2 separate regions of the Homo sapiens genome follow, and region 2 is linked to region 1. The links are chromatin loops, found by intact Hi-C in ENCODE. Cell type or tissue: lower leg skin. All regions are shown on one strand. Links, peaks and the distances in the headings refer to the core of each region. The heading gives the core; the rest is flanking DNA. Region 1 has its middle 50 kb from the start of MAP4. Region 2 has its middle 60 kb from the start of CDC25A.

Evidence for each region. Hi-C counts contacts between places; a loop is a spot of excess contacts. Peaks named below come from ENCODE experiments on the same cell type or tissue, not always from the same donor. Only the 100,000 strongest peaks of a DNase experiment are listed, where the experiment ranks them.
Region 2: it touches region 1 in a loop (2.2-fold over the local background); 1 of 110 quality-filtered maps calls a loop at or near these places.

Annotation. Positions count from the first base shown.
Region 1 is chr3:48,057,981-48,074,369 of GRCh38, forward strand. It overlaps a transcript of MAP4 not described here. Among named protein-coding and RNA genes, the nearest start is that of MAP4, 50 kb to the left of the region's middle. RefSeq lists a silencer at 8,225-8,425. In lower leg skin, for the core only: no CTCF peak of the experiment used is centred there; no DNase peak of the experiment used is centred there.
Region 2 is chr3:48,120,677-48,137,065 of GRCh38, forward strand. It overlaps the pseudogene RPL17P16. Among named protein-coding and RNA genes, the nearest start is that of CDC25A, 60 kb to the right of the region's middle. RefSeq lists a silencer at 2,722-2,905. In lower leg skin, for the core only: no CTCF peak of the experiment used is centred there; a DNase peak (open chromatin) is centred at 9,971.

The DNA.
Region 1 (16,389 bases), core at 4,134-9,133:
TACATATCCTTATATCCCAAGCACCTACACCAAAGCCTAGAACATATTAGACAATAAATATTTATTGAATTAGATTGAACATACAATCAGCACTTCAAAAATATAAGATGCTTACAAACCTAACAGTTCCATTTCGTTGGCTGTAAATAAAGTAACAATACCTTAAAACAAGTGCAAAAAAGTTACCTTCAAGAAAATATAAAGTATTCTGGAATTTTTTCAAAGAGAAAAATGACTCAGTCCTAGACTACAATGACTTAGATATTACCTCATTATTTTGGCTAATTTATTGTACGGAGAGAGGGAGGGAGGCCAGTAGGCCGGCTGGCCAGCCTGCGAGGCTTAAAAAGTACCATGTACATAATTTAAAAATTAGCATATAGTAGGGAGTCTTTAGAAACCAAGTAGCACACATAAATACTACACATACCCACCCACTTGCAAAGGTGTTTTAAGCCAAAAATCTTACTCTACGTGTCCAAGTTTCATCGGTATTTCTGATTTTCACTAGGTCTGGCTGAACAGGATTATGTCTTATCTTTTAGAGTAACTATCAGAACTGGTGATTATCTCCATCATCTATGAACACAGTCCTTTTCATCTGATAAAACTGGCATTCGGTAACAAGAAAGCATCTTATTTTACCAGAATGACCCAAGTAATTCATTAATTAAAGAAAAAAATGTATACAGGAATCTTTATTGTTGCTTTGGTTTGTTGGTTTTCTAAAACCAATAAAACAATTGTCTTTTCCTGCATAAACACCTGATTTGAAAATCTAGATACAATATTATTTTATTTTATTTTATTTATTTTTGAGATGAGGTCTTGCTCTGTCGCCCAGGCTGGAGTGCAATGGCACTATCTCGGCTCACTGCAACCTCCACCTCCTGGGTTCAAGTGATTCTCCCTGCCTCAGCCTCCGAGTAGCTGAGATTACAGGCGTGCACCACCACGCCCGGCTAATTTTTGTATTTTTAGTAGAGATGGGTTTCATCATGTGGGCCAGGCTGCTCTTGAACTCCTGACCTCAGGTGATCTGCCCTCCTTGGCCTCCCAAAGTGCTGAGATTACAGGTGTGAGCCACCGTGCCCGGCATTACAACATTATTTTAAACAGCCTTCATCATTAAGTAATGAAAGTGAAAGTAGAGTCAGCAGTCAGTAAAAACACTTTGTGATTGAATAATTCAAGTACAGAATTAACAGCCAAAACTACATGAACTGAACAGATAATGATAAAAACCCAATCAGGGCCAGGCACAGTGGCTCACACCTTAATCCCAACACTTTGGGAGGCCAAGGTGGGGAGATTGCCTGAGCTCAGTGGTTCGAGACCACCCTGGGCAACATGGTGAAACCCCGTTTCTACTAAAATACAAAAAATTAGCCAGGCATGGTGGCGTGCGCCTGTAGTCCCAGCTACCTGGGAGGCTGAGGCATGAGAATCACTTGAGCCTGGGAGGTGGAGGTTACAGTGAGCCGAGATCGTGCCACTGCACTCCAGCTTGGGCAACAGAGCAAGACTCCATCTCAAAAAAAAAAAAAAAAAAAAAAAAAAGACCTACTCAGGATAGCAACATTACAATAATGGCAAGCCATACTTATTTTGATCCTTTATGGTCCATATGAACACATGAAATCTTAATTATTTGAGAATTCAACAACTTTTGGGCTGGGTGCAGTGGCTCACACCTGTAATCCTAGCATTTTGGGAGGCTGAAGCGGGTGGCTCACGCCTGTAATCCTAGCACTTTGGGATGCTGAGGCAGGCGGATTGCCTGAGCTCGGGAGTTCGAGACCACCCTGGGGGCAACATGGTGAAACCCCATCTCTACTAAAATACAAAAAATTAGCCGGCTTGGTGGTACACACCTGTAATCCCAGCAACTCAGGAGGCTGAGGCAGGAGAATTGCTTGAACCTGGAGGATGCAGTGGGCTGAGATTGTGCCACTGCACTCTGGCCTGGGCCACAGAGTGAGACTCTGTCTCAAAAAAAAAAAAAAACTTTTGAACATCTCTCTCTTAAACCTCTGGCCTTTAAAATCCCAATCATATCACATTTAATATACATGGGTTATTAAATGGGTTCAGGAATTGTTAGTCTGCAGTAGAACTCTGCAACAAACAATAAACAGTTTCATCACCAAAAGGTACCTGGATGTAATCTCAATTAGTAAAAACTCAGTCACTCATATGTCACTGACATATTTCCTTTGGACAAGGCAACTCATTCTGTTGATCTTTCTCAGCCACTATGAAGTTTATCACTCATGCCTGTAAATGGTACATGGTCATGAACTGCTACAGAATAAAGTCCAAGAGAACCCACCAAAACTGTGGAAGATTAAAAGATTGATGGATCATTAAAAAAAAATGGATTATAGACCTAAATGTAAGATACGAAACTATAAAACTCCTAGAGGATAACATAGAAGAAAATCTAGGTGACCTAGGGTTTGGCAATGACTTCTTAGATACAACCCCAAAAACATGATGTAGGAAAGAAAAAACTGATAAGCTGGACTTTACTGAAGTTAAAAATTCTGATCTGCAAAATACACTGCTAAGAGAATAGAAACTCAACAGATTGGGAGAAAATATTTGCAAAACACATCTCTGACAAAGAACTGGTATCCAAAATATACAGAGGCCAGGCGCAGTGGCTCACGCCTATAATCCCAGCACTTTGGGAGGCCGAGGGAGATGGATCACAGGAGCCCAGGAGTTCAAGACCAGCCTGGGCAACGTGTCGAAACCCTGTCTCTACAAAAAAAAAAATAATAATAATACAAAAAAAATGTAGCCAGTCTTACAACCCAATCTCAAAATAAATAAAAAATTAAAAACGAAACAAAATATACAAATAACTTTTTTTATTTTTGAGACGGAGTCTCACTGTCGCCCAGGCTGGAGGACAGTGGTGCGATCTCGGCTCACTGCAAGCTCCGTCTCCCAAGTACACGCCATTCTCCTGCCTCAGCCTCCCAAGTAGCTGGGACTACAGGTACCCGCCACCACGCCCGGCTAATTTTTTTGTATTTTTAGTAGAGATGGGGTTTTACCACATTAGCCAGGATGGTTTCAATCTCCTGACCTCGTAATCCACCCACCTCGGCCTTCCAAAGTGCTGGGATTACAGGCGTGAGCCACCGCGCCTGGACCCAAAGAGCTCTTAAAATTTAATATGAAAATGAACACCTCCCCCTCCCCCTCCCCCTCTCCCTCTCCCTCTCTTTCCACGGTCTCCCTCTGATGCCGAGCCGAAGCTGGACTGTACTGCTGCCATCTCTGCTCACTGCAACCTCCCTGCCTGATTCTCCTCCCTCAGCCTGCCGAGTGCCTGCGATTGCAGGCACGCGCCGCCACGCCTGACCGGTTTTCGTATTTTTTTGGTGGAGACGGGGTTTCGCCTGTTGGCCGGGCTGGTCTCCAGCTCCTAACTGCGAGTGATCTGCCAGCCTAGGCCTCCTGAGGTGCCGGGATTGCAGATGGAGTCTCGTTCACTCAGTGCTCAATGTTGCCCAGGCTGGAGTGCAGTGGCGTGATCTCAGCTAGCTACAACCTCCACCTCCCAGCCGCCTGCCTTGGCCTCCCAAAGTGCCAAGATTGCAGCCTCTGCCCGGCCGCCACCCCGTCTGGGAAGTGAGGAGCGTCTCTGCCTGGCCGCCCATCGTCTGGGATGTGAGGAGCCCCTCTGCCCGGCAGCCGCCCCGTCTGGGAAGTGAGGAGCGTCTCCACCCGGCAGCCGCCCAGTCCGGGAGGTGGGGGGCAGCCCCCGCCCGGCCAGCCGCCCCGTCCGGGAGGGAGGTGGGGGGCAGCCCCCACCCGGCCAGCCGCCCCATCCGGGAGGGAGGTGGGGGGCAGCCCCCGCCCGGCCAGCCACCCCGTCCGGGAGGTGGGGGGCGCCTCCGCCCGGCCGCCACCCCGTCCGGGAGGTGGGGGGCACCTCTGCCCAGCCGCCCCTTCTGGGAAGTGAGGAGCCCCTCTGCCTGACCGCCACCCCGTCTGGGAGGTGTACCCAACAGCTCACTGGGAACGGGCCATGATGAGGATGGCGGTTTTGTCGAGTAGAAAGGGGGGAAATGTGGGGAGAAGATGGAGAAATCAGATTGTTGCTGTGTCTGTGTGGAGAGAAGTGGGCATAGGAGACTCCATTTTGTTCTGTACTAAGAAAAATTCTTCTGCCTTGGGATGCTGTTGATCTATGACCTTACCCCCAACCCGGTGCTCTCTGAAACATGTGCTGTGTCCACTCAGGGTTAAATGGATTAAGGGCGGAGCAAGATGTGCTTTGTTAAACAGATGCTTGAAGGCAGCATGCTCCTTAAGAGTCATCACCACTCCCTAATCTCAAGTACCCAGGGACACAAACACTGCGGAAGGCCGCAGGGTCCTCTGCCTAGGAAAACCAGAGACCTTTGTTCACTTGTTTATCTGCTGACCTTCCCTCCACTATTGTCCTATGACCCTGCCAAATCCCCTTCTGCGAGAAACACCCAAGAATGATCAATAAAAAAAAAAAAAAAAAAAAAAACATCACTATGTACCCCATGACTATGTACAATTGTTATCTGTCAATTAAAAATAAAATAATGTTTAAAAAATAAAAAAATTTAAAAAATTAAAAATAAATTAAAAAAAAGAAAATGAACAATGTGGCTGGGCGTGGTGGTTCACGCCTGTAATCCCAGCACTTTGGGAGGCTGAGGCGGGCAGATCACCTGAGGTTGGGAGTTCGAGACCAGCCTGACCAACATGAAGAAACCCCATCTCTACTAAAAATACAAAAAATTAGCCAGGCGTGGTGGCACATGCCTGTAATCCCAGCTACTCGGGAGGCTGAGGAAGGAGAATCACTTGAACCTGGGAGGCGGGAGGTTGTTGTGAGCCAAGATCGTGCCATTGCACTCCAGCCTAGGCAACAAGAGTGAAACTCTGTCTCAAAAAAAAAAAAAAGAAAGAAAATGAACAACCCCATTTTAAAAATAGGCAAAAGATCTGAACAGACACTTCACCAACGATATACGAATGGCAAATAAGCATATGAACGAAAAGATGTTCAATAACATATGTCATCAGAGAATTGCCAATTAAGACAACAATAATTCTGACAACCGTGGTTAAAAGAAATTATTAATAAGAAAAAAAGACTTCAAATTCATTAAAAAAAAAAAAGACAACAATGAGATGCCACCGTGTCCGTATCAGAATGGCCAAAATCCAAAGCACAACACCAAGTGCTGACAAGGATGTCAAACAATAGGAAATCTCATTCATTGCTAGTGGAAATGCAAAATGGTACAGCCAGCAAGGTGAGCTGGAATCACCTATAGTCCCAGCTACTCAGGACGCTAAGCCAAGAGGATTGCTTGAGCCCAGGAGATGAGTCTAGCCTGAACAACATAGCGAGACCTGTGTCTTAAAAAAAAAAAAAAAAAGTTATACCCAGTTTGGGAGGTTCTTACAATACTAAACATACTCTCTCACCACACAATCCAGCAATTGCACTCCTTGATATTTACCCAAAGATGAAAACTCATGTCAACACAAAAACCTACATGTGGACATTTATAGTAGCTTTATTCACAATTGCCAAAACTTGGAACCAACTAGGATGCCTTTAATAGGTGAATGGATAAGCAAATTGTAGTGTACCCAGACAATGGAATACTATTCAGCAATAAAAAGAAATGAGCCATCAAGCCACAAAAAGACATTGAGAAACCTCAAATGCATATTGCTAGGTGAAAAAAAAGCCAATCTGAAAGGCTATATACTGTATAATTCTAACTATACGACATTGTGAAAAAGGCAAAACTATGAAGACAGAAAGATATTAGTGGTTACAGTAGTTAAGGGGAAGAAGTAGGGATAAATAGGTGGAGTACAGGGGATTTTTAGGGCAGTGAAACTATTCCATATACATATTATTATGAAACCATCTTTGCAAAAATTATAACTGAGACAATTATTACAGTGAAAGAGATCTGATCTAACCAACTCCATCCTGCTTCTAACCTCCCAGCTGTCCTTGTTCATTCCTAGACTTAGCCCAAACTAACTTTGTTTGGGAGGAACTTAGTTTACAGTTTAGGTTAGTTTTCCCAGAACAAACCCCCTTCCTGGCTGGGGACTAGACTGCCTTTGCAGGACTAACAAATTCTAACAAGATTAGAAATCATGGTTTAGGAGTCATGCAGCTAGAGGCTGCAAGATTCTAAACCTCCCTAAATTACTCCTGGGGATAACATCATTATTGTAAAACCCAAGATCGTGTTTGAGATATTTTGCAGACCCTATATTCAATGGATTAGCTGGCACCACCCAGACTGATATAAACTGGCCTATCTTGTCTTGTGGCCCCCACCCAGGAACTGACTCAGCACAAGAGGACAGCTTCAACTACCTATGATTTCATCTCCAACCCAATCAATCAGAACTCCTGACTCACTGGTCCCCTACCCACAAAATTATCCTTTAAAACTCCAATTCACAAATTCTCGGACAGACTGATTTAAGTAATAATAAAACTCTGGTCTCCCACACAGTCAGTTCTGCTTGAATTACTCTTTCTCTACTGTAATTCCCATCTTGATAAATAGGTTCTGTTGAGCCAGCGGGCAAGGTGACCCCGTTGGGTGGTTACAATTAGACAGTCATGCATCACTTAACAATGGGAATACATTCTAAGAAATGTGTTAGGTGACTTCATCATTGTGCAACTGTCATAGAGTGTACTAAACAAACCTAGATGGTACAGCCTGCTACACATCTAGGCTATATGGTATAATCTGTTGCTCCTAGGCTACAAACCTGTACAGCATGTAACTACTGAATACTGCAGGCAGTTGTAACACAATGGTAAGCATCTGTGTATCTAAACATATCTAAAAACAGAAAAACTAAGGTGTTATGCCAAGCATTACATCACTAGGCAATGAAAAATTTTCAGCTCCACTATATAGAAAGTACCCATCTCTACAAAAAAAGAAAAAAAATTGCCAGCCTTGGTAGTGTGCACGTGTAGTCCCATCTACTGTGGAGGCTGAGGCAGGAGGACTGCTTGAACCCAGAAGTTCCAGGCTGCAGTGAGTTATGATCGTGCCACTGCACTCCAACTTGGGTAACAAAGCAAGACACTGTCTCTTAAAAAAAAGAAAAGTCTATTAATTTTAAAAAAGAACCTCTGCACAATGGAATGATCTTCATTCTTTATATACTACTGTACCACCTCATAACCATGACTAACATTACTAATACCACTCACATCTCAAACATAGCAATCTAACTCCTTACAACTTAAAGTGTCATCTGTAGACCAACAGGATTAGCATCACCTTATAGATCAGAAATGCAAAATCTTGGGTCCCACACTAAACCTTCAGAATCAGAATCTGCCTTATAAAAAGATCATGTGATTTGTATGCACACTAAAATCTATGAAGGCCTAATCCAAAGCTTTCAATTCAAAGGCCACACAAGGCAAGGGGGACAGAAATCAAGGCCCTGGGCCCTCCCAAAGTTAAGCCTTATAAGACACCCCACCATATACCTCTCCAATCTAAACCAAGCCCCAAATTTTTCACTATCCCTAGCGGACTATATAGAAGCCTGCCTTGGTGTTGAGCAAATCAAAAGAATAAAAAATTCCTGAGAAATCATAGCCACGAGGAATCCCTGTATGCACTGGCATCTTAGTTTCTTATAATCTGGATAAGCCAATGACTGTCAAGTCATGCAGTTTGAGGAAATAAAAAACTAGTGATGCCACAGAGTACCTGACAGATATTAACACCAAGGCTAACTTCTCAAGCAACAATGTAAGCCAGAAGATAATGGAATGATAAGTTCAAGGCTGGACAGGGTGGCTCACACCTGTAATTCCAGCACTTTGGAAGGCTGAGGTGGGAGGATTGCTTGAGTCCAGGAGTTTGAGACAAGCATGGGCAACATAGTAAGACCCCATCTCTACAAAAACAACAAAAAAAGAAACGATAAATTCAATAAACTGAAAGAAAATAAAATGCAATACTAATAAACATACAAACAAACATACAATACTATGCCCCCCAAAAAAGTAGTTTTCAAGGATGAAAGAAAATATATACCTATATAGTATATCCGTAGAAGTTTTCTGGGGACAGGGTCTTTGCTGTTGGTTAGATTCTCAAGGGGATATATACTCATGAAATTAAGAACCATTTATTTACAAAAACATTAAAGGTCATTCAACTTAACTTCCTCCCCAGTATCTCTAAATACCCTGGCTCTGTTTTAACATAAGTTAAACTCAGTATCTTACTTTAACATGAGGAAACTCACTATCTTATAAGAAAGTTACATTCCATTTTTCTCTTTAACTTCTACTTGATGGTCCTTGTTCTTTTGTCAAAGCAACAAAATACTAAATCTAATGCCTATTCCACTTGCCAGATCTTTGATATATAGTTAGCCCTCCAAAGCCACAGGTTCCACATCCTTGGATTCAGCCATCACATATATATATTTTTTATTTTATTTTATTTTTTGAGACACAGTTTCACTCTGCCTCCCAGGCTGGAGTGCAGAGGCGCAATCTCCGCTCACTGCAACCTCTGCTACCCGGGTTCAAGTGATTCTCGTGCCTGAACCTCCTAAGTAGCTGGGATTACAGGCGTGCGCCAAGTATATCGCAGGACATGCAGAGGTACATCATTTTATATATGGGACCTTATCATCCTCAGATTTTCTTATCTGCAGGAGGTCTGAGAACCAATCTCCCATGAATACCGAGGGACAACTGTATTTGAAAATAGCTGTCCCCACCTCTTTATTCTCTAAATGAAACATCTCTAATTCCTTTTTTTTTTTTTTTTTTTTTTTTTTTTTTTTTTTTGAGACGGAGTCTCGCTCTGTCGCCCAGGCTGGAGAGCAGTGGTACGATCTCGGCTCACTGCAAGCTCCGCCTCCCAGGTTCACACCATTCTCCTGCCTCAGCCTCCTGAGCAGCTGGGACCACAAGCGCCCATCACCACGCCCGGCTAATTTTTTGTATTTTCAGTAGAGATGGGGTTTCACCATGCTAGCCAGGATGGTCTCGATCTTCTGACCTGGTAATCCGCCCACCTTAGCCTCCCAAAGTGCTGAGATCACAAGCGTGAGCCACCGCGCCCAGCCTCTAATTCCTTAAATAATGTCTCAAATCATTTTAATTACTCCATCACCAGACAGACTGTTTTCTCCTGGAAAGACTCTATCCATGCTCCGAAAATGTGCCTCTTAAAACTGAACACTCTCATTTTACAGTAGAGGGGAAAAAAAAACCTCAACACAATACTAAAGGTCTGGAATATTATGTTCCCCTGTATTTTCATTTATATTTTTAAATTTTTTTTGGCGTGATTGCGCCAAGCTGGATTGCAGTGGTGCAATCATGGCTTACTGCAGCCTCTATCTGCTGGGCTCATGTAATTCTACCACCTGAGCCTCCCAGAGTAGCTAGGACTACAGGCACAAGCCACAGTGCACAGCTAATTTTTACATGTTTTGTAGAGACAGGGGTTTCACTTTCTTAGGTTTAAAAATATAGAGGCGGTCTGGGCATTTATGCTTCTGACTACCTGAATAATACCACCTCCCCGTTACTGTCTCAAAGTTAACAAGAGAAACCTTTTTTTTTTTTTTTTTTAAATCCCCAGACAGAGTCTCACTCTGCCACCCAGGCTGGAGTGCGGTGGCACAATCTCGGCTCACTGCAACCTCTGCTTCCTGGGTTCAAGCGATTCTCCTGCCTTAGCCTCCCGAGTAGCTGGGATTATAGGCATGCACCACCATGGCCGGCTGATTTCTGTATTTTTAGTAGAGATGGGGTTTTGCCCTGTTGGCAAGGCTGGTTTTGAACTCCTGGCCTCAAGCAATCCACCTGCCTTGGCCTCCCAAAGTGCTGGGATTACAGGCGTGAGCCACTGCAACTGGCCCAGAGAAGCATTTTTTTAAAAACTATTTTAAATAATATTTAAGGACCAGGTGTGATGGCTCATACCTGTAATCCCAGCACTTTGGGAGGCTGAGGTAGGCAGATCACTTGAGCTCAGGAGTTCAAGACTAGCCTGGACAACATGGTGAAACCCCATCTATACAAAAAATACAAAAATTAGCCAGGCATGGTGCCACACACCTGTAATCCCAGCTACTCAGGAGGCTGAGGTGGGAAGATCATTTGAGCCCAGGAGGCAGAGGCTGCAATGAGCCAAGATCGTGCCACTGCACTCCAACCTGGGTAACAGAGCAAGATTCTGTCTCAAAAAAAAAAAAAAAAAAAGGAATATTTAAGTAATAAACATCCAGCTCTACTAATTAAAAACTAATGAAAATTAACTGAATCCTTGGCTGTGAGTCAATTCAACAAAGCACCATGATCTCCTTAAGGCATTTATTTTATTTATTTATATTTTAGAGGTAGGATCTCACTATGTTGTCCAGGTTGTACTTGAACTCCAAGGCTCAAGTGATTCTCCCGCCTCTGCTTCTCAAGAAGCTGGGACTGGCCAGGTGTGGTGGCTCACGCCTGTAATCCCAGCCCTTAGGGAGGCCAAGGCGGGCGGATCACGAGGAGTTCCAGACCAGCCCGGCCAACACGGTGAAATCCCATCTCTACTAAAAATACAAAAAATTAGCCAGGTGTGGTGGCAGGCGCCTGTAATCCCAGCTACTCGGAAGGCAGAGGCAGGAGAATCGCTTGAACCCAGGAAGTGGAGGTTGCAGTGAGCCAAGATCGCACCACTGCACTCCAGCCTGGGCAACAGAGCGTCCGTCTCAAAGAAGCTGGGACTATGGGTACAGTTCACCATGCCAGGCTCCTAAGACATTCATTTAAATCCACTTAGTCATTCATACCTATGCACAATATGTATAGCATTTACAGTGTGTATCATGACACTTTTAATAATAAAGTCAGTGTTTTAAAGTCAGTGTGTATTGTTTCTTCTATTTTACTTTTTAAAAAATCACCTACAGCACTTACCACAGTGTATGCACCTAGAAGGTATATAAATATCCGTGGTATTAAATTGAACACAGTAGAAAGAATGCTAGAGATTAAAGTTCAAATTCTGACTCAGCTACAACTTAGTAAATGACCTTAGGAGAAGGCAGAATTATTCTGGGACTCAAAGTGGTTCCAGTAAGTCCATGAGTTTCATATTTCACAGCCAATTTGCCATCTATATAACCCAATGAAACTTACAGGGAATGTAATTTCCATTGAAAACATCAATGCTTCACCAATTCCATATACACAAAAATTATTTTCTGATTTGTATCACTAGACAGTGTCTTACTAGCATTCTGAAGGTCACCCATCCCAGTCACGAAGCCCTTAATTCTCACAACCTTGATTTTATAAATAAGGAAACAGATAGACTGATCTGCCCCAGACCTCACAGTTATTATGTGGTACAGATGAAACCTGAACCTTGGTCTTTTGACACTCAGTCCAGTGCTATTACTGCCATACTATAGTTGCCTGTCACTGATAATTGCAAAGTTTGTTAATTTGGGCAAGTCTACCTTAGACTTTTAGACAACACACTGTTGAAAGGCACCCCACCTCTGGCTGATGAAATAGGCTGACTGGTTTGCCTCTGAAGCATCTCAGCAAGTCTCAGCTATACTGAGCACACAAAGTTATTCAGAATATCTTTCAAACATTTTTTTGTCCCTATTATTGTTATCTTATTTTAGCTTGATAAAGAACAACTGTCTGGGTAGCCACTGACACTCTTAAAATATACTCAGCCCAAGAGAACTTGCTAAAATGGAACATACTAAATTGGTTGAGTACTAAAGCAACTGGCTATATCAGAGAACCTCATTATCGGTGACCCAAACTTACCTTTAATTATCAGATATATGACCATGCAATACTGATGTTATTGTTTTAAGAAAATCAGATGTGATTAAAAGTGTGAGATTATCCCTTTTTTTAACCTATTAAACTAGCAATATTAGTGAAAAAAAATTTTTTTTCTGAGACAGGGTCTCACTCCATTACCCAGGCTAGAATGTAGTGGCACGATCATAGCTCACTGTAACCTCAAACTCCTGGGCTCAAGTAAGCCTCCTGCCTTAGCCTGCTGAGTAGCTGGGACTACAGACACCACCATGGCTAGATAATTTTTTTTAACTTTTTTTTTTTCAGAGATGGGGTCTTGCTATGTTGGCCAGGATAGTCTCTTTTTTCTTTTTTTTTCTCCCTCCTCAGGTGCTACTTAACCAGGCTTGTTTTGAACTCCTGGCCTCAAGTGATCCTCCCACCTCAGCCTCCCAAAGTGCTGGGATTACAAGTGTGAGCCACCATGCCCAACCACGGTTTCTTTTTATCCTTCTTCTTCTTCACAGAGACCTCTTCTTCTACCACTACTACTTTTCCTTCTTCTCCATCTTCTTCAATTTTAATTTTACTCTTGGCCTTTTTTGCTTTCTTTGTGGTAATTTCATCTTCTTTATCTGTTCTGAGTTTTTTTTAATTTTTTACTTTTTGTACAAATGGGGTCTCACTATGCTGCTTAGGCTGGTCTTGAACTCCTGGCCTCAAGCAATCCTCCCATCCTTGGTATCCGAAGTGCTGGGATTCCAGGTGTAAACCACTGTACCTGGCCCTATTTTGTGTTTTTGTAGAACAGGTTGGAAGTGTGGACCCACCAATACATTCTTTTAAAAAAATTTTTAGTATTTTCTTATTAAAAGGGAACTGTGGGCCAGGTGTGGTGGCTCACACCTGTAATCCCAGCACTTTGGGAGGCAGAGACAGGAGGATCACTTGAGGCCAGGAGTTAAGAGACCAGCCTGGGCAACATAGTGAGATCTCGTCTCTACAGGAAAAAAAAAAAAAAAAGCAAAAACTTAGCCAGGTCCAGGTCCATATGGTGGTGAGCGCCTGTAGTCCTATCAACTTGGTAGGCTAAGGCAGGAGGATCACTGGAGCCTGGGAGGTCAAGGCTACAGGGAGCAGTGATCACACCACTGCACTCCAGCCTGGGTGACAGAGTGGGACCTTGTCTCAAAAAAATAAATAAAATGAAGTAAAAAGGAACTACCCCTTTTTGAAGTACAGTGTGCTTTTAAAAAGCATTTCTCCATGTCTCGTAATAAAGGGCAGACAAAAATATAACAAACAAATGGGTCAGATACTGCCCTTTAACTGCAAATGGTTTGTTACCCCCATGTCTCTGTAACTTAGTGAATAAGAGGGAAAGGAAAATAAGTAAGCTTGAGTTTACTCAAGAAGAAATCTGAGGGCCAGGCACGGTGGCTCACAGCTGTAATCCCAGAACTCTGGGAGGCCAAGATGGGCAGATCGCTCGAGCTCAGGAGTTCGAGACCAGCCTGGGCAACATAGTGAAACCCTGTCTCTACAAAAAAAATACCAAAAAAAATCAGCCAGGTGTGGTGGCACACGCCTGCAGTCCCAGATACCCATAAGGCTGAAGTTGGGAGGATCACCTGAAACCAGAAGGTCAAGGCTGCAATGAGCCATGATGCCAAACCACACTCCAGAGCCTGGGCAATGGACTGAGACCCATCTCAAGAAAAAAAGAAAAGAGAAAAAATCTGAACACAGAATTAACAATGAACATAGCCAATCATTACGATAAATACTTCTAAATTCATGAAAAAAGTAGCCGGGTGCAGTCGCTCACACCTGTAACTCCAGCACTTTGGGAGGCCAAGGCAGGTAGATCACTAGAGGTCAGGAGCTCGAGACTGGCTGGGCTAATGTGGTGAAACCCCATTAGCAGGGTGTGGTGGTGCGTACCTGTAGTCCCAGATACTCGGGAGGCTAAAGCAGGAGAATTGCTTGAACCCAGGAGGCAGAGGTTGCAGCGAGCCAAGATCGCGCCACTTCACTCCAGCCTAGGCAACAGAGTTAGACTTGGTCTCAAAAAAATAAAAAATAAAAATAAATAAATTAATGAGGCCAGGAGCAGTGGCTCACGTCTGTAACCCTAGCATTTTGGGAGGCCCAGGCAGGTGGATCGCTTGAGGTCAGGAGTTCGAGACCAGCCTGGCTACTAAAAACATAAACATTAGCCAGGCATGGTGACATGCGCCTATAATCCCAGCTACTCGGGAGGCTGATGCAGGAGAATCACTTGAACCCAGGAGGCGGAAGTTGCAGTGAGCCAAGATCATGTCACTTCACTCCAGCCTGGGATGGAAACTCCATCTCAAAAATACTACTACTACTACTAATAATAAATTTGGCCAGGCACGCTGGCTCATGCCTGTAATCCCAGCACTTTGGGAGGCCGAGGTGGGCGGATCACTTGAGGTCAGGCATTCACAAGACCAGCCTGGCCAACATGGCAAAACTGCGTCTCTACAAAAATTACCTGGGTGTGGCAGCGTGTGCCTGTAGTCCCAGCTACTTGGGAGGGTGAGACAGGAGAATCACTTGAACCCAGGAAGCAGAGGCTGCAGTGAGCCAAGAAGGCGCCACTGCACTCCAGCCTGGGCAACAGAGTGAGACTCTGTCCCAAAAAAATAAATTATAAATTCATGAAAAAACTATTTTTTTAATGAGGCCAGAACACATTTCCCTAGGGAAATAATATATAAAATCAAATTAATGTTCCTATTCTTAAATGCCTAACTTTATGATCCTTAGTATTCTGAGTTCCAGAAACAAAGGATAATTAGGGGCAAAAGGTATAGAAGAGCAGAGACAAACGTGAGAATTGCCTTTCCTGGACCTCAGGAAGCATTTTATAATAGGTAAAAATAGTTTTACAATATCCCACTTCCCTTCTGTGCCATTTTCCAAGTCATTAGTGGCATTATGCTCCGCTAAGTCCCACTACTGTAGCACCTGACTGCAGCATCAATTGAACATACATTTGCCAGTAGAGAAAGAGAAACAAGAAATGAAGTATGGTCTCTGACTTCAAGGGACTCTCAGGCCAGTGACAAGATATATTTAATTTTAGGCCAAGTGCAGTGGCTCACGCCTGTAATCCCAGCACTTTGGGAGGCTGAAGCTGGTGGATCACTTGAGGTCAGGAGTTGGAGACGAGCCTGGCCAACATGGTGAAACCCTGTCTACTAAAAATGGTGGCACATGCCCGTAATCCCACCTACTCAGGAGGCTGAGGCAGGAGAATCATTTGAACCTGGGAAGCAGAGGTTACAGTGAGCAGAGATTGTGCCACTGCACTCCAGCCTGGGCAACAGAGAGGCTCCATCTCAAAAAATAATCATAATTTTAAAACAATATGGAAATCCAAAGGAATACACACACACACACACACACACACACACACACACACACACACACACACACACAAATTAGCATTAGTAAACAAGTTCAGCCGGGTGCGGTGGCTCACACCTGTAATCCCAGCACTTAGGGAAGCTGAGGCGGGTGGGATCACCTGAGGTCGGGAGTATGAGATCAGCCTGACCAAGATGGAGAAACCCCGACTCTACTAAAAATACAAAATTAGCCAGGCATGGTGGCACATGCCTGTAATCACAGCTACTTGGGAGGCTGAGGCAGGAGAATCGCTTGAACCCAGGAGGCGGAGGTTGCGGAGAGCCGAGATCGCTCCATTGCACTCCAGTTTGGGTGATAAAAGCAAAACTCCATTTCAAAAAAAAAAAAGAAGAAAAAAAAAGTTCAGCAAGGCCACAGAATACCAGATCTATAAAAATCTTTTATTTCTCTATACCAGCAATCAACAACACAAAATGAAATAAGAAAATAATTCCATTTTCAATAGCATCAAAAGGAATAAAATACTAAGGAATAAATTTAAAGTAAAAGACTTGTACACTAAAAACTACAAAATAGCTGGAGAGGATGTGGAGAAATAGGAACTCTTTTACACTGTTGGTGGGACTGTAAAACTAGTTCAACCATTGTGGACTACAGTGTGGCGATTCCTCAAGGATCTAGAACTAGAAATACCATTTGACCCAGCGATCCCATTACTGGGCATATACCCAAAAGATTATAAATCATGTGTCTTTTAAAGACACATGCACATGTATGTTTACTGCGGCACTATTCACAATAGCAAAGACTTGGAACCAACCCAAATGTCCATCAATGATAGACTGGACTAAGAAAATGTGGCACATATACACCATGGAACACTATGCAGCCATAAAAAAGGATGAGTTCATGTCCTTTGTAGGGACATGGATGAAGCTGGAAACCATCATTCTGAGCAAACTATCACAAGGACAGAAAACCAAACACCGCATGTTCTCACTCATAGGTGGGAATTGAACAATGAGAACACCTGGACACAGGGTGGGGAACGTCACACACTAGGGCCTGTCATGGGGTGGGGGGAGGGGGGAGGGAAAGCATTAGGAGTTATACCTAATGTAAATGATGAGTTA
Region 2 (16,389 bases), core at 7,259-12,258, 66 kb after region 1:
GTTTTTGTTTCTTCAGTTTCTTCTGGGATATCTTTTTCTTCTGGGCAACCTCCTCTTCTGGTTTAGGAACAATCTGTTCCTTTTCAGTAAGGACCATCTTGATGTGGCAGGGAGAGCTCATGTATAGGTTAATCCGACCATGAGCTCTGTAGGTCCGGCAGCGCATCTTAGATGCTTTGTTCACTTGGATATCCTCAAATGACCAGAGAATCTACATCGAAACCTTTAAATTCAGCATTACTCTCTGCATTTTTAAGCATGTGCAGCAAAAATTCAGCACTCTTTTTGGGACACCAATTTTGTGTCCAGCCCCACTGCTTGGCCTGGGTACACCTGCCAACTCTACCGTTGTAATGTCGGAATGGTACGCACTGTTTCTGTAAAGTGACATCTTTCAGATACTTCGTGGCTTTTCGTACATGCATATCCATGATGGCCTGGGCAGTTTCACGAGTGTTCTTAAAGTGAACACGAAGATTGGAACCTCTTGATTTGCATGATTTTGCGGGGTTCTCTGGGTCAAGTGAATAGTGAACCATTTTCACAGATTACCTCAGGCTGCTTAGGGAAAGAGGAAGAGCAATGGCTTCTGGGAGAACTCATGAGAACTTCGTATTGAAAGTTTTACACACATCACCCCCTTGAGTTCTCACAATGAGGTTGGAATTTGTTCTCCTTTGACAGATAAGGAACTGAAGGCTCAGAGGAGCTACACAACTTGCCCAAGGTCACAGAGGGAGATCCAAGAAATTCACAACCAAGCCATGAAAAGGAATAGTTACTCAGTATCCTATGCACCCAGCACTGACTTTTTTTATTATTATTATTTTTTGTTGAGACATAGTCTCGCTCTGTTACCCAGGCCACAGTGCAATGGCACGATCTGGGCTCACTGCAACCTCCACCTCCCGAGTTCAAGCAATTCTTCTGCCTCAGCCTCCCAAATAGCTGGGATTATAGGCGCGTGTCAACACGCCCAGCTAATTTTTGTATTTTTAGCAGAGATGGGGTTTCACCATGTTGGCCAGGCTGGTCTCGAACTCCTGACCTCAGGTGATCCGCCTTCCTTGGCCTCCCAAAGTACTGGAATTACAGGTGTGAGCCACCGCGGCCAGCCCCAGCACTGACTTTTAAAAATGCTCAGTGGCACCAGGCGCGGTGGCTCACGCCTGTAATCCCAGCACTTTGGGAGGCCGAGGCAGGCGGATCACCTGAGGTCGGGAGTTCGAGACCACCCTGACCAACATGGAGAAAACTCGTCTCTACTAAAAATACAAAATTAGCTGGGTGTGGTGCCTGTAATCCCAGCTACTCAGGAGGCTGAGGCGGGAGAATCGCTTGAACCCAGGAGGCAGAGGTTGCGGTGAGCCAGAGATTGTGCCATTGCACTCCAGCCTGGGCAACAAGAGCGAAACTCCGTCTCAAAAAAACAAAACAAAACAAAACAAAATGCTCAGTGGCTCACACCTGTAATCCCAGTACTTTGAGAGAACGAGGTGGGAGGACCGCTTGATCGCAGGAGTTTGAGACAAGCCTGGGCAATATGATGAAACCCTGTCTCTACAAAAAATACAAAAATTTACTGGGCATGGTGACATGCACCTGTGGTCCCAGCTACATGGGAGGCTAAAGCAAGAGGATCGCCTGAGACCAGAAGTTTGAGGCTGCAGTGAGCTGTGATCGTACCACTGCACTCAGTCTGGGTGACAGAACAAGACTGTCTCAAAAAATAAAATAATAAAATAAAATAATATATAAATATACACCATGATCCCCACTGCTAGACTCCACACAGGCCCTGAAGAGCTGATAGAGCAGAGTAAAACACACTGCTACTGGGGGGAGCCTGTCCAGGGGGTGCTGGTGCACAGATGGGGAGGCGAGGGCAATGGGGTGGGTTGTGCTCAGCAGCCTGGGACAGCAAGAGAGAAAGAGGTGGCATTTGCTGCTTCTTAGGGAACAGTAGGAGTTCCCAGACTCCCTCATTCACTGAGAACATCCTGATATTTCACCTGGGGGCGAATTGTTGCTGGTGGCGGGACAAGGCAGAGGAGGGCCTTCCAGGCTCCCTCAAAAACATGGAGTCAAGAAGCTGAGGCATATATCTTTCCTGTTCTCCCGGGGGAACGCACTCTCCTCCCCCTCCAGCCTGCACAGCATTGCATTCATTTTCCTCTTGTTTTTGTGTGTGTGTGTGTGATTTTTTTTTTTTTTTTTTTTTTGGAGACTGAATCTCACTTTGTCACCCAGGCTGGAGTGCAGTGATCTCGGCTCACTGCAACCTCCACCTCCCAGTTCAAGCAACTCTCATGCCTCAGCCTCCTGAGTAGCTAGGATTACAGGTGCGTGCCACCATGCCTGGCTAATTTTTTTGTATTTTTTTAGTAGAGATGGGGTTTCACCATGTTGGACAGGCTGGTCTGGAACTCCTGATCTCAAGTGATCTGCCTGCCTCGGCCTTCCAAAGTGCTGGGATTACAGGCGTGAGCCACTGCACCCTGCCTCATTTTTATCTTTCAGCATTTAGCTTCTCTGTTAATATTACGGTCATGTCATTCATATGTTCATTTGCAGAATGTACATTTCTTTTCTTTCTTTCTTTCTTTTTTTTTTTTTTTTTTTGAGACAGGGCCTCACTCCTCACTCCAGTCTCCCAGGCTAGAGTGCAGTGGCATGATCACAGCTTTACTGCAGCCTTGACCTCCCGAACTCAAGCAGTCCTCCTGCCTTAGCTTCCCAAGTAGCTGGGACTACAGGCACACACCACCATCCCAAGCTAATTTTAAAAATTTTTTGTAGAGACAAGGTTTCCCCATGTTGCTCACGCTGGTTTCAAACTCCTGAGCTTGAGCAATCCTGTTGAAATTACAGGCGTGAGCCACCGCACCTGGCATACATTTCTTGAATGCTAACTATGCACACGACACTCTGTATGCTAGTTGTGTGAGGCACACAGATATGAATAAGGCATCCTAACCCCCGATGGCCACTAAGAGGGAGCTACATATATAAATAATCATAATACAAGGAAGAAGATGTTAAGTGGTCCAACTAAGATTAAGATAAAGCATTATAAAAGTTCAGAGATGAGAAAAATAATTTACAAAGGGCAGTCGGAAAAGATTTCATGGAGGAGGCAACATCTGTGTTCACTATTGAAGGAGAAAGGACAATTTTTAAATGTAAGGAATAGCTGTGTGCAGTGGCTCACGCCTGTAATCCCAGCACTTTGGGAGGCCAAGGTGGGTAGATCACCTGAGGTCAGGAGTTCGAGACCAACCTGGCCAACATGGTGAAACCCCATCTTTACTAAAAATACAAAAATTAGCCAGATGTGGTGGTGCACGCTTGTAATCCCAGCTATTTGGGAGGCTGAGGCATAAGAATCACTTGAACCTGGGAGACAGAGGTTGCAGTGAGCTGAGATAGCACCACTATACTCCAACCTGGGCAACAGAGTGAGACTCTGTCTCAAAAAAAAAAAAAAAAGTTAATGGACAAGCTGAGATGGGCTTTCTGGTTAGAGGGCACAGTGTGAGCCAAAGTAGGCTCTGCAAACGTTTGGATTATGTGACTCTTTTTTTTTTTTTTTTTTTTTTTTTTTTAGACGGAGTCTGGCTCTGTCACCCAGGCTGGAATGCAGTGGCGCAATCTCGGCTCACTGCAAGCTCCGCCTCCGGGGTTCACACCATTCTCCTGCCTCAGCCTCCCGAGTAGCTGGGACTACAGGCGCCTGCCACTACGCCCAGCTAATTTTTTATATTTTTAGTAGAGACGGGGTTTCACCGTGTTAGCCAGGATGGTCTCGATCTCCTGACCTCGTGATCCACCCGCCTCGGCCTCCCAAAGTGCTGGGATTACAGGCGTGAGCCACCGTGCCCAGCCTGATTATGTGACTCTTTAAACTTGTGAGGCCATGTTGGTATAGCTGGCTCACTACTACCTCCCCAGCATCTGGCCTGGCCTGGCCTGGCCTGGCATACACAAGGCACTCAGTAAAAATGTGTTGCTTTTTTTTTTTTTTTTTTCTGAGACAGAGTTTTACTCTTGTTGCCCAAGCTGGGGTGCAATGGCATGATCTCGGCTCACTGCAACCTCTGCCTCCCGGGTTCAAGCGATTCTCCTGCCTCAGCCTCCTGAGTAGCTGGGATTACAGGCATGCGCCACCACGCCCAGCTATTTTTTTGTATTTTTAGTAGAAATGGGGTTTCTCCATGTTAGCCAACTGGTCTTGAACCCCTGACGTCAGGTAATCTGCCCACCTCAGCCTCCCAAAGTGCTGGGATTACAGGCATGAGCCACCGCACCGGGCCTAAAATTTGTTGCTTTGGTCAGTGGTTCAGTTTGGCTGGAGTGTAGGGAGCTTGGAGAGGGACAATGGGCAGAAGGAAAATCTTAGTTATTCATTGCCTCACAACAAATTACCTCAAATCTTCGCGGCTTACTACAACAATAAACATTGATTATCTCTCACAGTTTCTGCAGATCAGGAATTTGGGAATGGCTTGGCTGGGCGGTTCTGGCTTGAAATCTCAAGAATTTCAATCGCATTTGGATAGGGCTGCATCATCTGAGGGCTTGGCTGAGGCCAGGGGATTCCCTTTCAAGGTCGCTTACTCACAGGGCTGGCAAGTTGATGCTGGCTTTGGCAGGAGATCCCGCTTCTTCACCAGGTGGGCTCCTCCACAGGGCTGCTTCAGGGTCCTTATGATGTGGAGATTGACTTCCTCTAGAGTGAGTGGTGGGCATGGAGGCATGCACCTGCGGTCCCAGCTACATGGGAGGCTGAAGCATGTAGTGAGTGATCCAAGAGTCAGGATGTAGGAGGGAGCTGTAACCTCTTCACAGCCAAGCCTTTGAAGTCACTTCTATAGCATCACTTCTGCTACATTCTGTGCACTAGAAGCGAGTCATTTAAGTCTGACCCACTTTCAAGGGAAAGGGAATCAGCCTCCACCTTGGAAAGGGGAAATAGCAGAGAATTTGCAGGCATATTTTAAATCACCACAGACCATGAGGGCAAGAAGGTTTATCTGCTCAGAACTCAGGGGCTCTTCAGCTGAGTGGGACTCCAAGGGATCCAGCTTTCTGTGGGGATCCAGCAGTCCTGCCCTAGTGCCATGTATCCAAGGGACTGTGGGCTTCTGGCAGCAAAACCAAGAACCAAGGCAAGACCCAGTGCTGCCTGCTGTTGAGAAATCTGAAGTGGCTCAGACCAGGGCAGGGGGTGCTCACTGTCTGGCAAGCACATAGCAAGAGGACATGAGCCCTTTTCCCCCAAGAGAGTCAGGGAAGGCCTCCTGGGGGTGGCATCTGAGCTGCATTATTTCAGAGCTTTTATTAGGCCCATAGTGTGGGGCTGGGTGTATACACAGAAGGTTAAATGCGCCTGGTATGGTGCTCAGCAGGCATCAGAAGCCACGCAGGAGAGCTGAGGCCTGGGGAGACCCCCCACTGACCATAGCAGCAGATACTGTCTCTGCCCTGCAGATGGTGAGACCTTTCTAATGCCACTTGGTGTTGGCATACAGCTTTTCAGATGGGTGTGGACTGTCCCACAAGAACTCTGTGAGCTCTGTGGGGCGGCTAAAGTGCGCTGGAGATTGTACATGTAAACTTTGTTTGCTCATTTCCCCATTCAAATGTCCTTCAACATTGTTGGGGTCTTCTCCCACTTTCTGCCCCTACTTCTCTGAATGTGCTTACCCTATATGGGCCTGTTTACCTCTCTGCTTCTTCTTTTTTTTTTTTTTTTGAGATGGAGTTTCGCTCTCGTTGCCCAGGCTGGAGTGCAATGGTGCGATTCGGCTCACCACAACCTCAGCCTCCCAGGTTCAAGCAATTGTCCTGCCTCAGCCTCCTGAGTAGCTGGGATTACAGGTGCACACCACCACGCCCAGCTGATTTTTTGTATTTTAGTAAAAACAGGATTTCTCCATGTTGGTCAGGTTGGTCTCAAACTCCCGACCTCAGGTGATCCGCCTGCCTTGGCCTCCCAAAGTGCTGGCATTACAGGTGTGAGCCACTGCGCCCGACCCTTTTTTTTTTTTTTAAATGGACTTTCACTCTTGTTGCCCAGGTGGGAGTGCAATGGTGCGATCTTGGCTCACTGCAACCTCCGCGTCCTTGGTTCAAGCGATTCTTCTGCCTCAGCCTCCCAAGTAGCTGGGATTACAGGTGTTTGCCACCATGCACCTGGCCATTGAACTTTCTTTATCTAGGTACTACACATCTCCCCAGAACCAGAGAACAGCAATGATGTCAGTGGGAAATCCCAGGCAATTGGCACTAATGTCTACGGTGTAAACACCTACAGAGTGTAGTGGTTAAAATTAATGTATATGTAGTTAAGGCTGGGCAAGGTGGCTCACGCCTATAATCCTAGCACTTTGGGGGGCTGAGGTGGGAGGATCACCTGAGGTCAGGAGTTTGAGACCAGGCTGGCCAACATGGTGAAACCCCGTCTCTACTAAAAATACAAAAATTAGCCAGGATTGGTAGTGCATGCCTGTAATCCCACCTACTTGGGAGGCTGAGGCAGGAAAACCGCTTAAACCTGGGAGGTGGAGGTTGCAGTGAGCTGAGATCGCACCACTGCACTCCAGCCTGGGTGATACAGTGAGACTCCATCTCAAAAAAAAAAAAATTAATATATATGTAGTTAAAATTAATTGAGTTGTATACATATTACCTTTCACTGTATATAAATTATTCCTTTATTAAGCAAAGCAAATAATATTAGTAACCCTGTACCTGATGCTCATCATAAGAGAGACCCACACGTGTGCTAAGTAAATGAATCAAATCACATTACCCAACAGACCTCATCCTGTCTAAGACTCAGTAGGGGGTAGGGTTTCAAAGAAGTAAAGAGTGGCACTTTTTGAAGTGCCAGCTTGTCTTTCTGGAGTCCCTCAGTGTTAGCGTTTAAATGCAAGCATTAAGCCCTCTCAATACTTTTTGTTCACTTCTCTAAAATTTTGGTAGGCTGGGCATGGTGGCTCACACCTGTAATCCCAGCGCTATGGGAGGCACAGATGGGAAGATCACTGAAGGCCAGGAGTTTGAGACCAAACGAGGTCCCATCTTTAAGGAAACAAAAATTTTTTTTTTAATTAGCCAGGATTGGTGGCATGCACATGTAGCCCCAGCTACTGGGGAGGCTGAGGCAGGAGGATCACTTGAGACCAGGAGTTCGAGGCTACAGGGAGCCATGATTGTACCACTGCACTCCAGACTGGGTGATAGAGCAAGACCCTGTCTCAAAAAAAAAAAAAAGATAAGTAGGCCTGGAACAGTGGCTCACACCTGTAATCCCAGCACTTTGGGGGGCTGAGGCAGGCCAATTCCATGAATCCAGGAGTTCAGGACCAGCCTGGGCAACATAGCAAGACCCCTTGGCCGGGCATGGTGGCTCACGCCTATAATCCTAATACTTTGGGAGACTGAGGTGGGCGGATCACCTGAGCTCAAGAATTCAAGACCAGCCTGGCCAACATGTGAAACCCCATCTCTACTAAAAATACAAAAATTAGCCAGACTTGGTGGTGGGCACCTGTAATCCCAGCTGCTCAGGAGGCTGAGGCAGGAGAATCGCTTGAACCTGGGAGGTGGAGGTTGCAGTGAGCCAAGATTGCGCCATTGCACTCCAGCGTGGGCAACAAGAGTGAAACTCCATCTCAAAAAAACAAAAAAACAAACAAACAAAAAATCATAGCAAGACCTCATCTCAAAAAAAAAAAAAGGGAGAGAGAAGGCCTATGGCCTTTGGTCAGCACCCTTTCTTGGCCTGGAACGTCCAGCACAAGGGGCAAGTGGGTCAGAAGAGATGAGCTCAGGGCTGGGTGCGGTGGCTCGTGCCTGTACTCTCACCACTTTGGGAGGCTGAGGCAGGCAGATCACCTGAGGCCAGGAGTTTGAGAACAGCCTGGCCAGTGTAGTGAAACCCAGTGTCTACTGAAAATACAAAACTTACCTGGGCTTGGTGGCGCATGCCTGTAATCCCAGCTACTTGGGAGGCTGAGGCAGGAGAATGACTTGAACCTGGGAGGTGGAGGTTGCAGTGAGCCGAGATCCCGCCACTGCACTCTAGCCTGTGTGACTCTGTCTCAAAAAAAAGAAAAAAAGAAAAAAAGAAGAGACGAACTCAGGGCACATGAGACCATAGCTAGGAGCACACATCTACCTTCTGCATTACAACAGGCTACTCCCCTCCCTGTCCAAACAATCTGGGTGAAAGCCACCTCCAAGCATTTCTCCTGGCATGCATCACCACCCCAGAACCTGCCCAGAGATCAGCACTGATGTCAGTGGGGAATCCCAAGCAATCAGCAGAGGGGTGTGCAGCCTGATTTCTCTCTCTGGGGCACCCAGGTGAGAAAAACCCTGCCCAGGGGTATGTTTAACTGGTTTATATATGGAAGTTCCTGGCTCAGAGAACTTGGCTGAGAAGCCACAAGGCACCATGCAGCAGCCAGGTTATATACCTGCCCATACCCAAGACCCATATTTGTGCTCAGCGACCTTCCTTAGAAATAGGAGACAGAAGGCTGGGCGCAGTGGCTCATGCCTGTAATCCTAGCACTTTGGGAGGCCAAGGCAGGCAGATCACCTGAGGTCAGGAGTTCGAGACCAGGCCGGCCAACATGGTGAAACCCCGACTCTACTAAAAATACAAAAATTAGCCAGGCGTGGTGGCAGATGCCTGTAATCTGAGCTACTTGGGAGGCTGAGGCAGGAGAATGGCTTGAACCCCGGAGGCAGAGGTTGCAGTGAGCTGAGATCGTGCCACTGCACTCCAACCTGGATGACAAAATGAGACTCCTTCTCAAAAAAAAAAAAAGTATTACCCAAAGTCATGCTGTACTGGGTTCCAGTCATGGTTCCTTCACTGATGAGCTGCAAGGCCTTCAGGTGATGTATGATGGTACCAGAACCCAATGTGCCCTTGATAAGTGGAATCAGGATCGATCATCATCATCATATTTTAGTTCTATTGGAGGGGGACATAAGTTGGCCATGACAGACTGTGGGTTTTGTCACCTACAATACGCAAAGAAACATGGAAAAGAAAATAGTGGACAGAACAGATTGCTGAGAGGCGGAGCATGGCCCTTGGAGGCAGGTCACACACAATCACCTAGCCCTGTTCTCAGCAGGAAGAATCCATTCTCGCTCAGGTCACTTGCTCAAGCTGGGGACTAGCTTGCCCAATTTAGATGGGAAAGTCATTGGAGAGGACCTTGTTCAGCCAATGAACAAGAGAAATGCCCACACTTTCTTCCAAGATAGAATCCAAGGGGGCTGCACCTAACATGATTCCTCTAAGGCTCCTCCTGGACTCCTGGCCACTGTGGCTGTTGTTCATATCATCAGGAATGAAGCCTGAGCAAGTAATTTGAGGCCAGGGCATCTGGTTGTAAGCACTGGCTTTGTCACTTACTAATGGGTGATCTTGAGCAAGTTGGTTAAGCTCTATAAACCCCAAGTTGCTCATCTATAAATAAAACAGTCATAAACCCTCCGTCCACAAAGTTACTGAGAGGGTCAAGGAAGATAACAAGGATGAAACTACGTGAATGATAGGGAAAATTATTATTAAATAGCAACTTGGCTGGGGCTTCTAGATTCTGGTTTTGCCCCTGCCCTTCTCCTAGGGTAAATCCCTTCCCTTCTCTGCACATTCTGAATAGTTGGGTTAAAAGAGTCTCTGTGTTTGGCCAAGTCTGACAGTGAACAATGAGATGATCGTGGTGGGAAAAGCAGGCGATGGGAACTGCTGGAAAGTCCACACAAGGCCAACAGACAGCAGCAGCTAGTGCTGAATGATGAAAGGAAGTGACCCCATGTGCGTGGCCGTGGGCGGTCCAAGATTCTGGCAGCCCTGGGCTTACGCAGGGAGGCCCCAGCTGATTGGCCTCAGTTTCCTGAGTAGCTCTGGGATGAAGCCCACCCCTGAACGCCAGGGCAAAGCCAGGGCAGGGCCACTTGGAGTGGGAGGGGCAGGCCAGGCAGACATTATGTCATCCGTGCATGTATAAACCACAGGCCCACCCTCCCAGGGCTCCAGCAGCCCTTATGCTCTCTGGCCAGGATCTCTGAGTTCCTTGCTGTGTCCCCAACCCTTCACATTCCAGGCTCCCAAGGAACTGAGCTGGGACCTTCTGGGCTTCTGTCCAAGCAGCTAGTTCTAATTACCCCACCCCCTCATCCCCCAGGAATAAACAATATAGCCTTAAACAAGGGCCACTGCTCAGCCTTGAGGAAAACACTGGGCCACGGTGAGTGTTTATTTCTTTATACCCACACTTTGTTCCAAGATAGAACCTGAAGGAGCTGTATTTATTCTCATTCTCCTGTCCCCTCCCTGGACTTCCAGGCACTTTGAGTTTCACTTGCTCACGTTCACAAGACCCTCTGGGATAGTAGAGGGGACAGGTTTTGAATCAGAAACGTGGCGGTTTGATTCCAGCTCTGCCTCCTTAGTAACTGGCAAGTCTCCCAGTCTCCTGGAGCCTTAGTTTCCTTGTCTATAGAATGGGGCCTATAATATGGACTCATTGGGTTGCTGTGAAGGTGATTCGACTTGGGGCATGTCAGGTGGCTATGCACAGTAGGTGCACCTGAGATGACCTTCCGCTCTCCTTCACCTTTCCATTACACCAGGATTCTCAGACTTCAGAACCACTGGAGGGTTATTAAAGCGCAGATCGCGGGGCCTCACCACCACCAAAGCCTCCGATTCAGATCCTGAGGTTTGCATTTCTAACAGGCTCCCGGGCCTGCTGCTGCGGCTGCTCCAGGAGCCACACTTTGAGAACCATTGCCTTAGAAACTCCTGACCTCAAGTGATCCCTCTGCCTTGGCCTCCCAAAGTGTAGGGATTACAGGTGTGAGGCATTGCGCCGGCCCCAGGTAGTTTTTTGTTTTTTTTTTTTGAGACGGAGTTTCACTCTTGTTGCCTAGGCTGGAGTGCAATGGCATGATCTTGGCTCACCGCAACCTCTGCCTCCCAGGTTCAAGCACTTCTCCTGCCTCAGCCTCCCAAGTAGCTGGGATTACAGGCATGCACCACCACGCCCGGCTAATTTTGTATTTGTAGTAGAGACGGGGTTTCTCCACGTTGAGGCTGGTCTCGAACACCTGACCTCAGGTGATCCACCTGCCTCGGCCTCCCAAAGTGCTGGGATTACAGGCATGAGCCACTGCGCCCAGCCAGTTTTTTGTTTTTTTGAGAAGGAGTTTCACTCTTGTTGCCCAGGCTGGAGTGCAATGGCACGATCTTGGCTCACTGCAACCTCTGCCTCCTGGTTTCAAGTAATTCTCCTGTCTCAGCCTCCCGAGTAGCTGGAATTACAGACGTGTGCCACCACACCCAGCTAATTTTGTATTTTTAGTACAGGCAGGGTTTCACTATGTTGTTCAGACTGGTCTAGAACTCCTGACCTCAGGCAATCCGCTCTCCTCAGCCTCCCAAAGTGCAGGTGTTGTTTTTTGTGTTTGTCTTTGTTTTTTTTTTGTTTTGTTTTTTGTTTTAAAACAGTCTTGCTCTGTCGCCAGGCTAGAGTGCAATGGCATGATCTCGGCTCACTACAACCTCTTCCTCCCTGGTTCAAGCGATTCTCCTGCCTCAGCCTCCCGAGTAGCTGGGACTACAGGCATGTGCCACCACGCCCAGCTAATTTTTGTATTTTTAGTAGAGATGGGGTTTTACCATGTTGGCCAGGATGGTCTCGATCTCTTGACCTTGTGATCCACCTGGCTTGGCCTCCCAAAGTGTTGGGATTACAAGCATGAGCCACTGCCCCCGGTCGGTAGTTTTTCTTAATAGCTTTATTGATATATAATTTACGTACCATAAAATTCACCCATTTTCAATGTACAGTTTAATGAGTTTTAGTAAATGTAGAGGGTTGTATAACCATCACCAAAATCCAGTTTTAGAACATTCCCATTATCCTAAAAACTTCCCTCTGGCCCATTTGCAGTCAACTCTCATGTCCACTCCAAACTGCAGGCAACCCCTATTCTGCATTCTGGCTCTATGTTTCACCATTTCTAGGAATGTCACATATATGGACTCATACAAGGTGTGGGCTGTTGTGTCTGGCATTTTTCAGAGAGGTTCATCCATGCATCAGTATCAGTATGTCATCAGTAGCTCACTCCTTTCTACTGCTGAGTAACTTCCCATTGCATGGATGTACCACAGTTTATTCACTCACCAGTGACATTTGAGCTGTTTCCAGGGTATTTTTCCCCAGTTTTTTTTTTTTTTTGAGACGGAGTCTCGCTGTGTCGCCCAGGCTGGAGTGCAGTGGTGCAATCTCGGCTCACAGCAACCTCCGCCTCCTGGGTTCAAGCAATTCTCCTGCCTCAGCCTCCATAGTAGCTGGGGTTACAAGCACGCGCCACCACGCCTGGCTAATTTTTGTATTTTGTTTTTAGTGGAGATGGGGTTTCACTATTAACTCCTGACCTCGTGATCTGCCCACCTCGGCCTCCCAAAGTGCTGGGATTACAGGCATGAGCCACCACGCCTGGCCTTTTTATTTTATTTTATTTTGAGGCAGAGACTCTCTTTGTCACTCAGGCTGGAGGGCAGTGGCATGATCTCAGCTCACTGTAGCCTCTGTCTCCCAGGCTCAAGTGACCCTCCTGCCTCAGCCTCCCACGTAGCTGGGACTATAGCACATGCCACATGCCCAGCTAATTTTTGTATTTTTAGTAAAGACAGGGTTTCCTCATGTTGCCCAGGCTTGTCTTAAACTCCTGGGCTCAAGCGATCTGCCCACCTCAGCCTCCCAAAGTACTGGGATTACAGGTGTGAGCCACCGTACCCGGCCTGTTTCTAGTTTTATGAGTAAAGCTGCTACGACCATTCATGTACAAGCTTTTGTGGGAGCATTGTGCTTTTTTATTTTATTTTATTTTTTTGAGATGGAGTTTCACTCTTGTTACCCAGGCTGGAGTGCAATGGCATGATCTCGGATAACCGCAACTTCTGCCCCCTGGGTTCAAGGGATTCTCCTGCCTCAGCCTCCTGAGTAGCTGGGATTACAGGCATGCACCAACATGCCTGGCTAATTTTGTATTTTTTTTTTTCCTTGAGACGGAGTTTCGCTCTTGTTGCTCAGGCTGGAGTGCAATGGCGAGATCTTGGCTCACTGCAACCTCTGCCTCCCGGGTTCAAGCAATTCTCCTGCCTCAGCCTCCCAAGTAGCTGGGATTACAGGCGTGAGCCACCGCACCCGGCCTAATTTTGTATTTTTAATAGAGACGAGGTTTCTCCATGTTGGTCAGGCTGGTCTCAAACTCCCTCAGGTGATCTGCCTGCCTCAGCCTCCCAAAGTGCTGGGATTACAGGCGTGAGCCACTGTGCCTGGCCTATTTTTTATTTTTGAGATGGAGTCTTGCTCTGTTGCCCAGGCTGGAGTGCAATGGCATAATCTCAGCTCACTGCAACCTCTGCCTCTCGGGTTCAAGTGATTCTCCTGCCTCAGCCTCTGGAGTAGCTGGGACTACAGGCACACACCACCATGCCCAGCTGATGTTTTGCATTTTAGTAGAGGGAGGGTTTCACTGTGTTGCCCTGGCTGGTCTTGAACTCCTGAGCTCAAGCAATCCGCCTGCCTCGGCCTCCCAAAGTGCTAGGATTACAGGCATGAGCCACCGTGCCCGGCCTATTATTATTATTACTATTATTATTATTTTGAGACATAGTTTTGCTCTTGTTGCCCAGGTTGGAGTGCAGTGGTGTGATCTCAGCTCACTGCAACCTCCACCTCCAGGTTCAAGCAATTCTCCTGCCTCAGCCTCCCAAGTAGCTGGGACCACAGGTGCACACCACTACGGCTGGCTAATTCTTTGCATTTTTAGTAGAGGCAGGGTTTCACCATATTGGCCAGGCTGGTCTCGGACTCCTGACCTCAAGTGATGCGCCCACCTTGGCCTCCCAAAGTGCTGGTATTACAGGCGTGAGCCACTGCACCCAGCCTTTAAATGTTTTTTTGTTTTGTTTTGTTTTTTGAGAAGGAGTTTTGCTCTTGTTGCCCAGGCTGGAGTGGAATGGTGCAATCTTGGCTCACTACAACCTCCGCCTCTGGGGTTCAAGCAACTCTCCTGCCTCAGCCTCCTGAGTAGCTGGGATTACAGGCATGTGCCACCATGCCCAGCTAATTTTGTAGTTTTAGTAGAGACAGTGTTTCTCCATGTTGGGCAGGCTGGTCTCAAACTACTGACCTCAGGTGATCCACCCGCCTCGGCCTCCCAAAGTGCTGGGATTACAGGCATGAGCCACTGTGCCCAGCCTCTTTAAGTGCTATTTTTAAGAGTAAATCCTGGCCAGGCATGGTGGCTCATGCCTGTAATCCCAGCACTTTGGGAGGCCAAGGCCGGTGGATCATAAGGTCAGGAGTTCAAGACCAGCCTGGCCAAGATGGTGAAACTCCGTCTCTACTAAAAATACAAAAATTAGCCAGGTGTGGTGGCGGCCCCTGTAGTCCCAGCTACTTGGGAGGCTGAGGCAGATAATTGCTTGAATCTGGGAGGCAGAGGTTGCAGTGAGCCGAGATCCTGCCGCTACACTCTAGCCTGGGTGACAGAGTGAGACTGTCTCAAATAAAAAAAAAGAGTAAATCCTAATTTACCAACCCACCCCTTCCCACTCTGCAGTGAGTGCAGCCCACTCTGTTGGAGGTATGAGACAAGAGATAATTCCAAAAGACTAACAGGAGCCCCCAGCCTCCCACCAGCAGCTCACCAGTTGAGATCAAACTCAGACCTCTCACAGGCCCTGCCATCCCATAGCCTCACCTCACCCATTGTCATTTCCCTCCCCTACATTACCCCAAATGTTATGCCTTGATTTAGAGCAGGCGATTAGAGGATTTTGCCCTCAGTTAAATTAAACTTCTCAAAGCAGCCAGTAGGGAAGAGAATGAAAACAGGATTGACCCAGATCTCTTGAAAATCCTGGGGCTTTTCATCAATCCTGAGCATCACTAGGCCTGGGATGTTCTCATGGAGGAGGCACTGTCTGGTCCAAAACTAGTGTCCTCTCTGTGTGTACAGCTAGTCCGTAGCAAACTCAGGACCCAGCACTAGCCTTCTACCACAAACCACCCGATTCTTTGCTGCTCTTTTGCTCCCCTGGCTTGGCAGACTTCGTGTCTAAAACGCCTAGACTCTGCTTCTCATATCTCAGGCACATCCTAGCTGCTGTCTGGGAAAGTATTGTTCTTGTTCCCCTTCTGAGCCCTTTCATCTGCCACATGGCAAGGCAGTCAAAGCTGTATTCTCTCTAAATACACAGTCATTTGCAAGGGCCTGAAAGAGTCCATAGAGCAAAGGCTGCCTATCCATAACCCTTTGCTCCAAGCCAGGAGCCAGTTTCTCTCTCCAGCTTCAATGACCCTCTCCCATGTCCAGGCAGTTTCTGGGCTTAAATCATAGCCCATGCCATTTGGTGGAGGAGGTTCTGGCTTCAGAATCCAAATATCTGGTTGTGTTCCTGGGGCAGCAGGGACCTCAGGCTCTTTTTTTTTTTTTTCTATTTTCTTTTCTTTTCTTTTTTTTTTCAGATGGAGTCTTGCTCTGTACCCCAGGCTGGAATGCAGTGGTGTGATCTTGACTCACTGCAACCTCTGTCTCCTGGATTCAAGCGATTCTCCTGCCTCGGCTTCCTGAGTAGCTGAGATTACAGGCATGCACCACCACATCCTGCTAATTTTTGTATTTTTAGTAGAGACGAGGTTTCACTATGTTGACCAGGCTGGTCTCAAACTCCTGACCTCAGGTGATCTGCCTGCCTTGGCCTCCCAAAGTGCTGGGATTACAGGCATGAGCCACCACACCTGGTACACGTTTTATTTTTCATAAAACATTTCCTGAGTGTCTACTATTCATTCTTTCATTCATTGGTTTGTTCATTCATCCATTCAACAGAAACTTAAAGTGCCAACAGTGTGCCACAAACTGTGAAATGCACTAGAAAAAAATAAAAGTAAAAATTTATGGCCGGGAACAGTGGCTCATGCCCATAATACCAACACTTTGGGAGGCTGAGGCAGGTGGATCACATGAGGCCAGGAGTTAGAGACCAGCCTGGCCAAAATGGTGAAATAGAGAAACACCGTCTCTACTAAAAATACAAAAATTAGCCAGGCATGGTGGCGGGCACCTGTAATCCCAGCTACTTGGGAGGCTGAGGCAGGAGAACTGCTTGAACCTGGGAGGTAGAGGCTGCAGTGGGCCAAGATTGTGCCACCACACTCCAGCCTGGGAGACAAGAGTGAAACTTCCTCTCAAAAAAAAAATAGATATCTATAATAGGTATCTATATTTATATATATTTATATGTCTATCATATATATATTTATATATCTATCA